2 separate regions of the Homo sapiens genome follow, and region 2 is linked to region 1. A link is a contact called in ENCODE Hi-C or POLR2A ChIA-PET data. All regions are on one chromosome and are shown on one strand. The core of a region is the stretch at or near the end of the contact, and the rest is flanking DNA. Distances in the headings are between cores, read along the strand shown.

Region 1 (6,143 bases), core at 3,491-5,990:
ATGTCTGCATTTTCACTTATTTTACATATTTAAATCTATCATTTCAAACAGATTTTTCTGGATTTTCTATATAAACAGCAATTTTATTTTCTTTTCTTTTTCTTTTTTTTTCTTTTTTTATTATTATTATACTTTAAGTTTTAGGGTACATGTGCACAATGTGCAGGTTTGTTACATATGTATACATGTGCCATGTTGGTGTGCTGCACCCATTAACTCGTCATTTAGCATTAGGTATATCTCCTAATGCTATCCCTCCCCCCTCCCCCCACCCCACAACAGTCCCCTGTGTGTGATGTTCCCCTGCCTGTGTCCTGCAAATAATCACACTTTTATTTTTTCTATCCATGTGCCACAACTTATTTTTTCTTCATTTATTTTCTCTGGCTAGTACTTTATATCCAGAGTTGAATAGAAGGTACAATCAAATTTTACATGTATCATATGTATCATTTTCTGGTTTTGGCAAAAAATAATTCAACATATTATTCATATTTACAAAGTTTGGTGTTTTTTTCATCATATCTTTCTTATATTGAAGTGGTTTTATAATATTCCTTTTTTCAATAGATGTTATCAATTGTAACATTTTTATTTTTTATTACTTAGAATGATATATGTTTTCTTTATACAACATTTTATAAAATAATTTTATTTTTGTCAAATGTTAAACTAGGCTTTGTTTCCGAAACAAATCCATGCTGATCATTGTATATTGCCCCTTATAAAATATCAGTGCACATACTACTATATCTAGGGTAAGATATGTTTCTTCATCTATGTTCACAAGGATATTTGACCACGTTTTTATTTGTAGCTATGTACTTGAAAAAGTTTTGGTCTCAAGGCTATCTTGGGAAGATTTTCTGTTTCTCTATAACCTGGAAGCATTTGTTAAGAGTACTGCTTTAGCCATAAAAAAGGATGAGTTCATGTCCTCTGCAGGGACATGGATGAAGCTGGAAACCATCATTCTCAGCAAACTATCACAAGGACAGAAAACCAAACACCGCATGTTCTCACTCATAGGTGGGAATTGAACAATGAGAACACATGGACACAGGGAGGAGAACATCACACACCGGGGCCTGTCGGGGGGTGGGGGGTTGGGGGAGGGATAGCATTAGGAGAAATACCTAATGTAAATGATGAGTTGATGGGTGCAGCACACCAACATGGCACATCTATGCCTATGTAACAAACCTGCACGTTGTGCACATATACCCTAGAACTTAAAATATAATAATAATAATAAAGAGTACCGCTTTATTTTTAAATGTTATCATTCACTAGTTATGCCATCTGAGTTTGCAGGCTATTTTTGTAGAAAAGTTTATGGCTAAACTGAATTTCTTCAATACATGTAGGGTTTACTCAGATTTCTATTTGAGGTACTATATTTTGGTAATGAGCATTTCCCAGGAATTTTCTATTTCATATGGACATTAAAATGCATTGATAATATAGTTTTATTGCCTGTTTAATAACTGTAAAGACCATAATGGTATTGCCATGTTTAAACTGGGAATAAAATATCTGTGCCTTTTCAAAATCTTCCCTTAGTAGTCCTTTGTGACCATTCATCTTGATAATTTCTTTGGCCCATATGTTATTTTGACATATATTACTGAATTAAAAACCATATAAGGTTCTCAGATTTTTGTTTATTGACTTCTGTTGTAGGTAAAATATAGTTAGAACATTTTCTATTAAACTGGAAATGTTCTTCATCCCTTTATAAATGTGGCTCATGTGGTGAGGTACTGGTTTTAAATGTTATTTATTTTTATTAATTAATGTTAAATTTGAATAGCTACATTTCAACTGTCTCCTAGCCAAGCTTGGCTAGCGGTACTACATTGAAATTGAGTATCCGTGTGAGTATATGTGTGTGAATGCATTCATATGAGTGATGGTTACTTGTCTAGTTTAAATCTTTCTATAGGCTCACTGGCCTGTCTTGTATTAAGCATCAAGAGAAGAGTCTTTAAAAATCCCATTTATGATTGTTTACTTGTTCACTTTATTCAACTATATGTTGAACTTGTATCATTAGGTATATGCAATGATAAAAAATATATTACTAATGGTTTGGAAAATTAATTTATCATTATGAAGTATATTTCCCCAATTTCAGTAAATTTCATCTCGGCTCACTGCAGCCTCGACCTCACCTCCAAGGCTCAAGCGATCCTCCCACCTCAGCAACCAGAGTAGCTGGCTACAGGCCAATACCATCATGCTGGCTAATTTTCGTATTTTTTTGTAGAGACGGGGTTTCATCATGTTGACCAGGCTGGTCTTGAACTCCTGAGCTCAAGAAATCAACACATCTTGGCCTCCCAAGTTGCTGGGATTACTGACACAAGCCACCGCCCCTGAGTGCTCATGTACCATTTAGCTTGTGTTTTAAAAATCTACTTTTTCTGCCCTCCCTATTTTTAACTAGATGATGTTTTAAAAATTACTTTTCCCTCTCTATATAGTTTGATTTAAGCATTAGTCATTTACAACAAATATTAATATTAAAATGCAGACCGTTATGATTGGAAAATAAATCAATGAACAATATAATGAGTGGTTTTTATATATTTCAATCTCTGGCGTGGTGATATAGTACAATATTTTTTAATTATTTATTCTTCCCAGAGACATATATTTCAATGAGAGTTATCTGATTAATTTATTTTTAAAAAACTGAATGAGAGAATTTTAAGAACTATCAAGAAAGTAAGTTGGGAATTTAACTTTGAGAATTGATGTCAATTACAATGAAGTGGAAATGTATTTTCTCAGAATAATTAGTGACAAATACATTAAATTCCTATTGGTAAGATTATTATTTTAAAAATTTATCGTCATATTAGCAGTGATATTATAGGGGTATATGATAAAGAAGTACGTAATCCCAAGTTTTAGCCACCCTGTGTAAATGTAGAAGTTAAACATGTAAGAGACTCTGAAAAAGGTATAAGATTTTAGTGTTTGTGATTGAGATGGAAACAACTGCATGGGTAGTAGTCTTTGTTCTCCCCAAATCTTGTTTACTATAAAAATAATTTCTAAAAGTCACTTGAAAATGGACAAACTAAATGACACCCTAGCAGCTCAGTCTCTTATATTCTGAGGTGTATGATGAGATAAACTGATTCAAAATGGCCCTAGTGTGAAAACTTCCTGTTCAAATCCGAAGTGATACATTGATGAGGAATCTGCTTTTTGCACTCTTGCCTCACTCTGAGCTTTCACAGGGCAGTCTGTGAAGATCAGAGATATCTGTTTTTTGTTTTTTGTTTTTTTCTGAGACAGAGTCTCGCTCTGTCGCCCAGGCTGGAGTGCAGTGGCTCCCGATCTCAGCTCACTGCAAGCTACGCCTCCCGGGTTCAACCGTTCTCCTGCCTCAGCCTCCCAAGCAGCTACAGGCGCCCGCCACCACACCCGGCTAAGTTTTTGTATTTTTAGTAGAGACGGGGTTTCACCGGATCACAGATGTCTTTTGTGTCGTTAAGAGGTAACCTGACCTCTCCACTAAGGGGCGTGTGACTTTCTGATGACAGAAGGTATGTGTTGCTAGTCTCCTGTTTCTCTACTAGCTCATCTCCTTTAGTAGAAAATTGTAAATATTAAATGTGATGCAACAAGGTAAAGTTAATACAGAATAAAATCAAAGTAGAACTGTCTGTACATGAATAATTCAGGGTGAAAAGCAACCCAAAATATAATATATGTTTGAGGATTTCTTAAAGTATTTACATTATTGCCTGTGGAGAATTAGTCAAGCACATGCATACATCATAATAGGTTTGTTAATCAATATAATTTAGAGTGAAACCGATAAATATCACGACAATGAAGAATTAATTTGAAATTTTATAATCATTATAGATGTAATAATACTTTATATTTAGCCCAGACTTTAAAAATGCATTTTTAATGGATACATCAAATTGTGAATGTCAAACATAATTTCTCATACACATACTTATATTTAATTGAAGCAGATTTTATTTTTTTAAGAATGTAATAATGAAGTAGTTTCCATAAAATGCAAATCTAAACTTAATTATAAATAATAGGACGACCTAAAAAAAATTGAGCCAAACAAACATTGCAAAAAAGATGTACTACACTGACATGAGACTCCTACCTCATTAGTTATTTTACACACTCAGTATGAATTAGAAATAATAAAATGGCAATTGTGTTAAAAATAATTAAAATATCTAATATGTATTGAGGACTAATGTGTGCCAGGTTGTATGTTAAGGGTTTTATATACATTATACTTCATAAATTATTTTCCCCAATCTAGATTAGTAAACTGGTGTTGTAGACACCAAGTAACTTTGTAAAGGTCATGCATTATGAGTTTCAAAGCTGTAATTAATTTTAGGTCTCACTGGCTACAGAGCTCATTGACTAGATTATTAAATTATATTTTCTGATTTATTACAATTACTTACACAACCAAAGTGACCCTCGCTGCCTTTTAAAACAACCACAGGGTCTTTCTGAAAGTTTGAACTTAAAGTGTTCTTTCATAGATGGTCCAAACTTATATTTATCATTTTCAGTTTTCCTATTTTAGTCATTAAATCAATTACCAATCAATTCTGTAAAATAAAGAGTTAAATCTTTTTCAGTAGTATTTAGTTTATGCATAAGTTAATGTAATGTTTTACAAGGTATAAAATATTTCTTTAAAATTTTAACAATTTTTCTGTTTTCCTCAATCATTCAGAATAAAAAACATTTGCCAAGACCTCATGCCCTTTTAGTAAACGAATGTAAGTCACTAACTTAATGTATTTTAGTATTAAAAGTTGTTCTATATGCCAACAAATTATTCCTCCATCTTTAGCGCTCAATCCTTACATTAATGAATTTTAAAATTGTCATACAATTAGTGCATTTTATTTTCAAATTTCAATTTTAGTTTTTTACACAGGTATTCTATTGGTGATAAAATATTTCTGTAGAATCTGATTTTAAATTAATAAAGATATTTATATTCAGTTACTTCTTAGTTTTCACAAATGTATTGTTTTTTATTGTTCCCATTAATAATATTATGTCAAATATAGAAGGCCTTTTAAAAAGTGACCTATTGTTTAAAGAGATTTCAGTTTAAAACTTTAGGAAATTAGTACCAGACTTTTATATTGGTCAACAGCAAAATGAACATTACTACTCAGCCTCCAACACATGCAGTTTGCCTATACCAGGGATCCTGTCAAAATATACACCACTTATAGCTTCTTAAGTGCAGTTATCATAGAGCACAGTCCCTGACATCACACAGCTGCAGAGATGAATAAACAAAGAGGAACCTACTCAGAAGTGAGTCTGGCCCAGGACCCAAAGAGGCAGCAAAGGAAACTTAAGGGCAATAAAATCTCCATTTCAGGAACCAAACAGGAAATATTCCAAGTAGAATTAAACCTTCAAAATGCTTCTTCGGATCATCAAGGGAATGACAAGACATATCACTGCAAAGGTAAAACATTAAATAGATCTTCAATATTATTGTTCTAGGATGTGCAGTTGAATGCAGAAAGGTGGGGAAAGATTAGGGAATATTTTGCACTTGTGAGAATCAGAGGTCAAAGTCAGGATCTAATATTCTAATATGAAATCTGAAGCCTGATTTTATTCAGGCATTGTTCAATTGTAATTTGTGATTAACAACTCATGGAGCATTATATTTACTGATAATGAAATGGTATATTCTGAGAGAAAGATTACTAGAGTAGATGTAGATTTAGAGGACAGAGTTTATCATTATGTTTTCCTGTGCACGTGAGTTCTCTTGTACGTAAACCTTCTCATCAACTCTCTATCTCCCCTCTCTCAGTGCCTCTTTCTCTCCCTGCAGGTTTACTGCCACCTCCAGAGAAGCTCACTGCTGAGGTCCTAGGAATCATTTGCATTGTCCTGATGGCCACTGTGTTAAAAACAATAGTTCTTATTCCTTGTAAGCATATTCTTGAAAGATTATAAGGGAACTTTTCACTATAATGATTGGAAGCGCCTTGAAACATTTCATAATAATGAGGATTAGAATTCTCTGTTTAATGTATATCTCTGAACCCCAAGATAATATGCTGCTTCTGAACTTTTCAAATTTATAAATAACAGAATAA
Region 2 (6,329 bases), core at 716-3,215, 140 kb before region 1:
GCAGAGCATAAGAGGAAAAGATGGCAGCCATAAAAGTAAAATAAAAACACTAAATTTTGAACAAAGTCTTAAGCTCAGTTGGGCTTTCATGTGTCACTGAGAGTCCTAGCTGCAAGGGGAGTCTCCAGGTCTTTTCCACAGGCCTCAAGTGGGAGCTCATTAGAAGGCCTGGGGCAGGGCAGAGCCAGAGAAAGCCCCTTAGCCATGGCGACGTCTAGGCATGAAACCTCAGCATTTCCCAGTGCCTTTTCTCACTTGAAGCAAAACCTTTAAGATACTTAGGGAGGGCCAACAAACCCTCCTGCTCCCAGGAATCAGGCAAAGTTTGAGTGCTTTTAGAGAAGCAGTATAAGCAAAAGTTCTCTGCCCTTGGGGGAGGGGTAGGATAAACCTCTCTCTTTCTCCTGGTCTTACAGAACGTAACGTGATGCAAAAAGAAAGCTAAAAGCAAAATTTCTTTGTAGCAGAGAAAAGAGAAGGAAACCACCATACCTCCCACCACAAGCCTTGCACCAAGCAACACACAACAACAGTCTACTGCTTGAAGAGGGGCAGAAAACTCCCCCATTACTGATCCTAGTCAAAAACATTCTGCTGTTGAAGGAAGGGGAGAAGAAAAAAGATGTTCAAACAGAGAGGAGCAGGAAACCCTCTGGGGTCAAGGATCCCACAGTGACACAAGGCAGAGATCTGCTATGCCAGCAGAGGAGAAATTCTTTCCTGCCCAAGACTCCCCATAGATACAAGAAGAGCTTGGTTGCTGAGGAGGACGATGAGGAATGCTGAGGAAACCACACTCCTGAGGCCAAGGTACATAGGGCCTTGCCCAAGACTGAGAATAGGCCAAGATAAACTAGAATTTCTATTTCTCCCAACACTGTCGTTATTTTCACGTAACAAGCCACAAGAGAGGAGGGGCAACAGTTTAGAGAGAGAACCTCTTCACACTGCAGGTGTGCAGGGCGTGCTGAAATCAGAACAGAACACTAAGAAAAACCTCCCGCTCCCCAGACCCTGCACGAAGTGTAAGGTAGTGGCAGTACATCACTGGGAGCATTTGAAGTCTGTGGTGTACTAAAGGTGACCACAGGAACAATGAAACATAAACTAGCTCAACACTTCAACTTTACAGATTTACAGAAGAGGTATCGCCATGCTGGCCTGACATACAGTGTTTGCCATTCAATAGAATTATAAGCGACAAACACACAAAAAGTGAGAAAAGGACCCATTGCCAAAAAAAAATACTAGCTGATAAAACTCAAGATATGTGTGTTCAAGATGTTGAAATTATTGGTGAGAAACTTAAAATAATTTTTTAATATGTCAAAGAAACAGTGGAAATTTTAAAAACATGCATTGATATATGATGAAATTTTTCAGAGATGAAAACTATATTTTTAAAAAGAGTCAAGTGGAAATGCCAAGGATAAAACTATGATATCAGAAATAAAGAATTCCTTCCATGCACTTCTTAGAAAACTGAACACAGGATAGGGAAAGAAAAATCAAGTGAACTTGAAGATAGATGAACAGAAATTATCCCAACTAAACTACCAAAAATAAGAAAAGAGTAAAAAAATAACATAACAGGTCATCCAAGAGTTTAGAGACAATACGAATTATAATTTCACATCTGAAACTTTGCAGATCAGATGATAAAGTGGCATTTTTGTTATACTGAAAGAAAATTCTGTCAATCACTACAACAGAGATAAAGAATATTACATAATGTTGATGAGATCAAAAGCAATAAGCTGACATACAACTCTAAATGTATATATACCTAATAACAGATCTGAAGATACATAGAACCAAAACTGTTACCTGTTACTGGTGGAGGGTGTCCAGATTCTTGGCATTTTGAACAAACAATTGGATGAAATGCACAAACAAAACAATGAAAAAAAAAGCACAGATTTATGGAAACAAATGTACACTCCACAGAGTGAGAGTGGGCCAAGCAAGCAGCTCAAGAGGCTGGTTATAGAATTTTCTGGAGTTTAAATACCGTCTAGAGGTTTCCAATTGGTTACTTGGTTTACACCTTATGTAAATGAAGTAGTGGCCTGTGATCAGTCTAATTGGTTGCAGAAGGTGACCAATAGGAGGCTGAAGTAAAGTTACAAGGTTACACATGAAGACTTGGCCTGTGATCAGTCTGATTGGTTTCAGGAGGGAACCAATGAAAGATACTTTCATTTTTCGTCTTCAATGCAGAAAAGGGGTGGGGGATGTTGCAAAGGGAGTAGCCCCTGATCTTTTTGTTACTTGGGTATAGAGAGGTGGGGTTTTCCTTTTGATTCAGTTCTAGGAAGTCAGCGTGAATCAATCTTAGGTTCCCTGTCTCCTGACCATGTTCTCCTGCATCAAAACTGCCAAGACTGAAAGAAGAAATAGGCAAATCCTCAGTTATAGTCAAACATGTCAACACACCTCTCTCAGTGGTTACTGGAATATTTAGAAAAAAATCAGTAAGGACATAAAAAGTCTGGAAGAGCACCATCAACCAAATTGAAATAACTGGCATATATAGAATACCCCACTCAACAATAGAAAAAAATACTCAACTGCACACAGAACTGTCACCAGGATACACCATATTTTGGGCCAAAAGAGCCCATATGTTTAAAATGAATTATACATAGCATGTTCTCTGACCACAAATAAATCTAAAAATTCAATAGCAGAAAGATATTTGGAACATTCCCAAATATGGTAAAATTTTAAAATGCACTTATAAATAACACATAGGTGAAAGAAGAATTGTAGTCGAAATTAGCAAATATTTTGAACTGAATGAAAATAAACGTGCAACATAGCAAAATTTCTGCTACTATTGGAGTACTGCTTGGAGGGAAGTTATAAAATGCTATTTAGAAAAGAGAGGTCTAAAATCAGTTATCCAAGATTCCAACTTTGGAATTTAAAAAATAAGGAAAATTAATTCCAAATCCAACAGAAGAAAGGAAATAATAAAGATAAGGGCAGAAATCCATGAAATAGAAAATAGAAAGGCAATAGAGAAAAATAAACCAAAAGCTGATTCTTTTAACATGTCAACAAAATGGATTATTCCCCAAAACTGTAAGAAGACACCAATTACCAATATCAGGAATAAAAGTAGGAAAAGTAATACAGATGCTACAGATATTTAAAGGATAAGTGAATATTAAGTATTTTTCTGCTCATTAATTCAATAACATGTAAAGTGTACAAATTTCTTGAAAGACACAATTCCACAGTCCACTTAAGAGGGAATAGTTAACCTAACTAGCTCTATATCTATTAAACTAATTCAATTTGCAGTTAAAAAACCTTTCCACAAAGAAAACCCACACTTTCGTGGTAAATTCTACCAAACATATAAGGACAATGTAACACCTATCCCACTTAAACCCTTCCAGAAATTAGATGAGGAAGGAGCATTTCCCAACTCATTTGATGAGACCAGAATTACTCTAATATAAAAATTAGGCATGTTGAGGAAAGAAAACTGCAGACGAATATCCTCCCTGAATAGAAATAATCTTTTTAAACAAAATATCAGCAAATCAAATTCAGCAATGCTCTCAGAGTGGGCTTTGTCAGGAGGCGAGCATGCGCAGACCCTGCAGTGAGCCCGAGCGCGCCGCCGCGCCAGCCAGGCCTAGAGGCAGGATTGAAGCCAGGAGGCGGTTGAGCAGGACCTGAGGGCGTTAGCCTCCTCCAACAAGTGGTGGCCTCGGGCAGCCGTCACCTCCATCTCCAGGACACCCCTGGACGTGGTGAAGGTCCGCCTGCGCTCTCAGCGCCCTGCTGGGACTGAAGCCTCACTCCAGACTCTGGACCTCTCCTAAGCCGAATCGCCCTCCTCCCTCCGAGCCACGGGGCAGGGCCTCCTGTGCCGCAGTGGTGTCCTGGAGCCCCTGCACCTGTCTCCAAATGGTATCCGCTGTGCCGCCAGGACGCGCTTCACTGGCAGCATGGGTGCCTTTGTGAAGATTGTGAGGCGCTAGGATAACTGGGTGATGAACCTGCCAGCCACCACCGTCTACTTCACTGGCTTACGACAAACTCCAGGCCGTCCTGTGTGACAGAGCCCTGACCTCTGATCTCTACGCACTATTGTGATGAGGCTCAATCTTTTTTTTTTTTTTTTTTTTTTTTTTTTGAGACGGAGTCTCGCTCTGTCGCCCAGGCCGGACTGCGGACTGCAGTGGCGCGATCTCGGCTCACTGCAAGCTCCGCCTCCCGGGTTCACGCCATTCTCCTGCCTCAGCCTCCCGAGTAGCTGGGACTACAGGCGCCCGCCACCGCGCCCGGCTAATTTTTTGTATTTTTAGTAGAGACGGGGTTTCACCTTGTTAGCCAGGATGGTCTCGATCTCCTGACCTCATGATCCACCCGCCTCGGCCTCCCAAAGTGCTGGGATTACAGGCGTGAGCCACCGCGCCCGGCCGAGGCTCAATCTTTGTTTCACTTTATTTCTCAGAAGAGAATGACAAGAAGGTATCTCCTGTGGAATATGCACTTATCACTCCTAATTCACTGAGACGCAGTAGACCCGAATGATCTAAAGAAGGTATAAATTTGGATATGTTTTAGGCTTTGTAAGATCTTTATTTTGGGGTTTCTATTCACATAACTCTTGTCAAAATAATGTATTATTCGACTCCTTGTTTGATTTGAAAAATCCTCTGATGTTTTTCTCCAGAGTTTACTTTTGGAAGATTATGAGAAGAGGAAAGTAAGAGTGAAAGCAATAGTGTTATGTGACTTGATCTCCATTTGAAATCCTCTCCTCGTCTGACTAGTTTGTTTTCCAGTCAGCCTTATTACCTATTCACACACTGATTGCCAAATAAGCTCCATGAGGTACATTTTTTTTCTATTTGCTTCACTAAAATATCATTATCACTTAGAATAGTGTCTGTCATGCCACTGATGCTCAGTGTTTTTGAATGAATCATTCATTCATTCATTCAATGAATGTTTCTTGAAGGAGACCATATGTTAAGCATTACAATAGATACTAGTGTTGCATAGCTAAAAGAGAGAAATAGTGCCCTTAAGGGTCTCATAGTCCAGTTAGAAAGACAGAAAGTATACAGATTTGGATAAATGCTATATGGAATAAAAGTGGAGTTGTGGAAGGTCAAAGAAGGGTATTCTTTCAACACTTGGTTCAGAAATGAAAGTGGATTAATTAGAAAATTGTTTTTGATTAGGATAACTCTGATGGGGATGAAGATAAAGGAATGTTCCAGGTGAAGAGATTGCACCTACATGGGGGAGTGGCCAGCAGTGGCCGGCAGGGTTGTGAATGATTACAGAATCTAAGCTTTCATAAGTAATACAGGAGACAAATCAAATATGCAAAATATAATTGTGATCATGGGTATAGGAAGGAAAGAATTTTAGTAGAGAGGCACTAAGGAGGTAGAATCATCAAGATTTGGTCAATTGGGCTAGATGTGGTGGCTCATGCCTGTCATCCAACCACTTTGGGAGGCTGAGGCGGGAGGATCACTTGAGTCCAGGAGTTCAAGACCAGCCTGGGCAACATAGTGGGACCCCCATCTCTACAAAAAATACAAAAATCAGCCAGGCATGGTGACATGCACCTGTAGTCCCAGCTACTCTGGAGGCTGAGGTGGGAGGCTCACTTGAGTCTAAGAGGTTGAGCTTCAGTGAGCTGAGTTCACGCCACTGCACTCCAGCCTGCGTGGCAGAGTGAGACCCAGTCTCTAAGGGGGGAAAAAAAAGATTTGGTCAGTTGTGGGGTGATGGGAATACAGAGCCAGATATCAATGATGATTTGTGGGCTTTTGCATTGGAAAACTTGAATCATGGTCCCGCTCAGCAAGATGCGAAATGAAGGCGGAGGGTCTGATAGCAGATGGATAGTAAAGTAAGGAGTTCAGCTTTGAACAGTGAGTTTTCAATGCATGTGGAGAATTCTTGTGAGTTTTTTTTTCGAAACATCAGATACATGATGAGTATGCAGATTAGGAAAGCGATCATGTTTGGATATATAAATTTGGGTGTCCGTTATGCTATGAAGCCATGGCAATAGATGAGATCATTCATTGAGATTGTACAAATTAGTAAGAGAGAAAGGGCCAAAGACAGATTCTGGATAAAAATTATTTGAAGATTAAACAACAACAATAACAACAATAGCAACTAAAACCAATTAGGAAATTAATGTAAAACATGAGAAATCTATGAGTGTTGTGATGGAATGTAAGGGAGGAACATTACTTTCTCTCTTCACTCAGATACACGTTTTTCTAGTTTCATGAAATGGACTGTCTCCCACCTAACCCTCTCTTGCTTTTGTGTTT

The links. A loop is a pair of places that touch in the nucleus more often than their neighbours do. ChIA-PET counts read pairs that join two places held with the same protein, here RNA polymerase II (POLR2A). Pooled maps may share reads with other maps.
Region 2: a loop to region 1 is called in a map with no recorded cell type, with 3 times the contacts of the local background. The contact joins the promoter of LINC02446 here to the promoter of KLRC4-KLRK1 in region 1. A Hi-C loop is called at or near these places in 6 of 37 single-sample maps with no recorded cell type and 4 of 50 pooled maps. POLR2A ChIA-PET finds 5 or more read pairs at or near these places in 6 of 52 experiments (CD8-positive, alpha-beta T cell, activated CD8-positive, alpha-beta T cell, activated CD8-positive, alpha-beta memory T cell and 2 more).

The regions. Positions count from the first base shown.
Region 1 is chr12:10,408,743-10,414,885 of GRCh38, reverse strand. It overlaps KLRC4-KLRK1 (KLRC4-KLRK1 readthrough), which reads left to right and starts at 4,740. Exons shown (of 13, transcript NM_001199805.1): 1 at 4,740-4,787; 2 at 5,876-5,974. It overlaps KLRC4 (killer cell lectin like receptor C4), which reads left to right and starts at 5,129. Exons shown (of 4, transcript NM_013431.2): 1 at 5,129-5,497; 2 at 5,876-5,974. The coding sequence starts at 5,311. KLRC3 (killer cell lectin like receptor C3) reads left to right here. Exons shown (of 7, transcript NM_002261.3): 7 at 2,270-2,571. The coding sequence ends at 2,314.
Region 2 is chr12:10,549,015-10,555,343 of GRCh38, reverse strand. It overlaps LINC02446 (long intergenic non-protein coding RNA 2446), which reads right to left and starts at 1,965. Exons shown (of 3, transcript NR_146456.1): 1 at 1,828-1,965. LOC105369658 (a long non-coding RNA gene) reads left to right here and starts at 4,414. Exons shown (of 3, transcript XR_001749004.1): 1 at 4,414-4,564; 2 at 4,697-4,857. It also overlaps the pseudogene SLC25A39P2.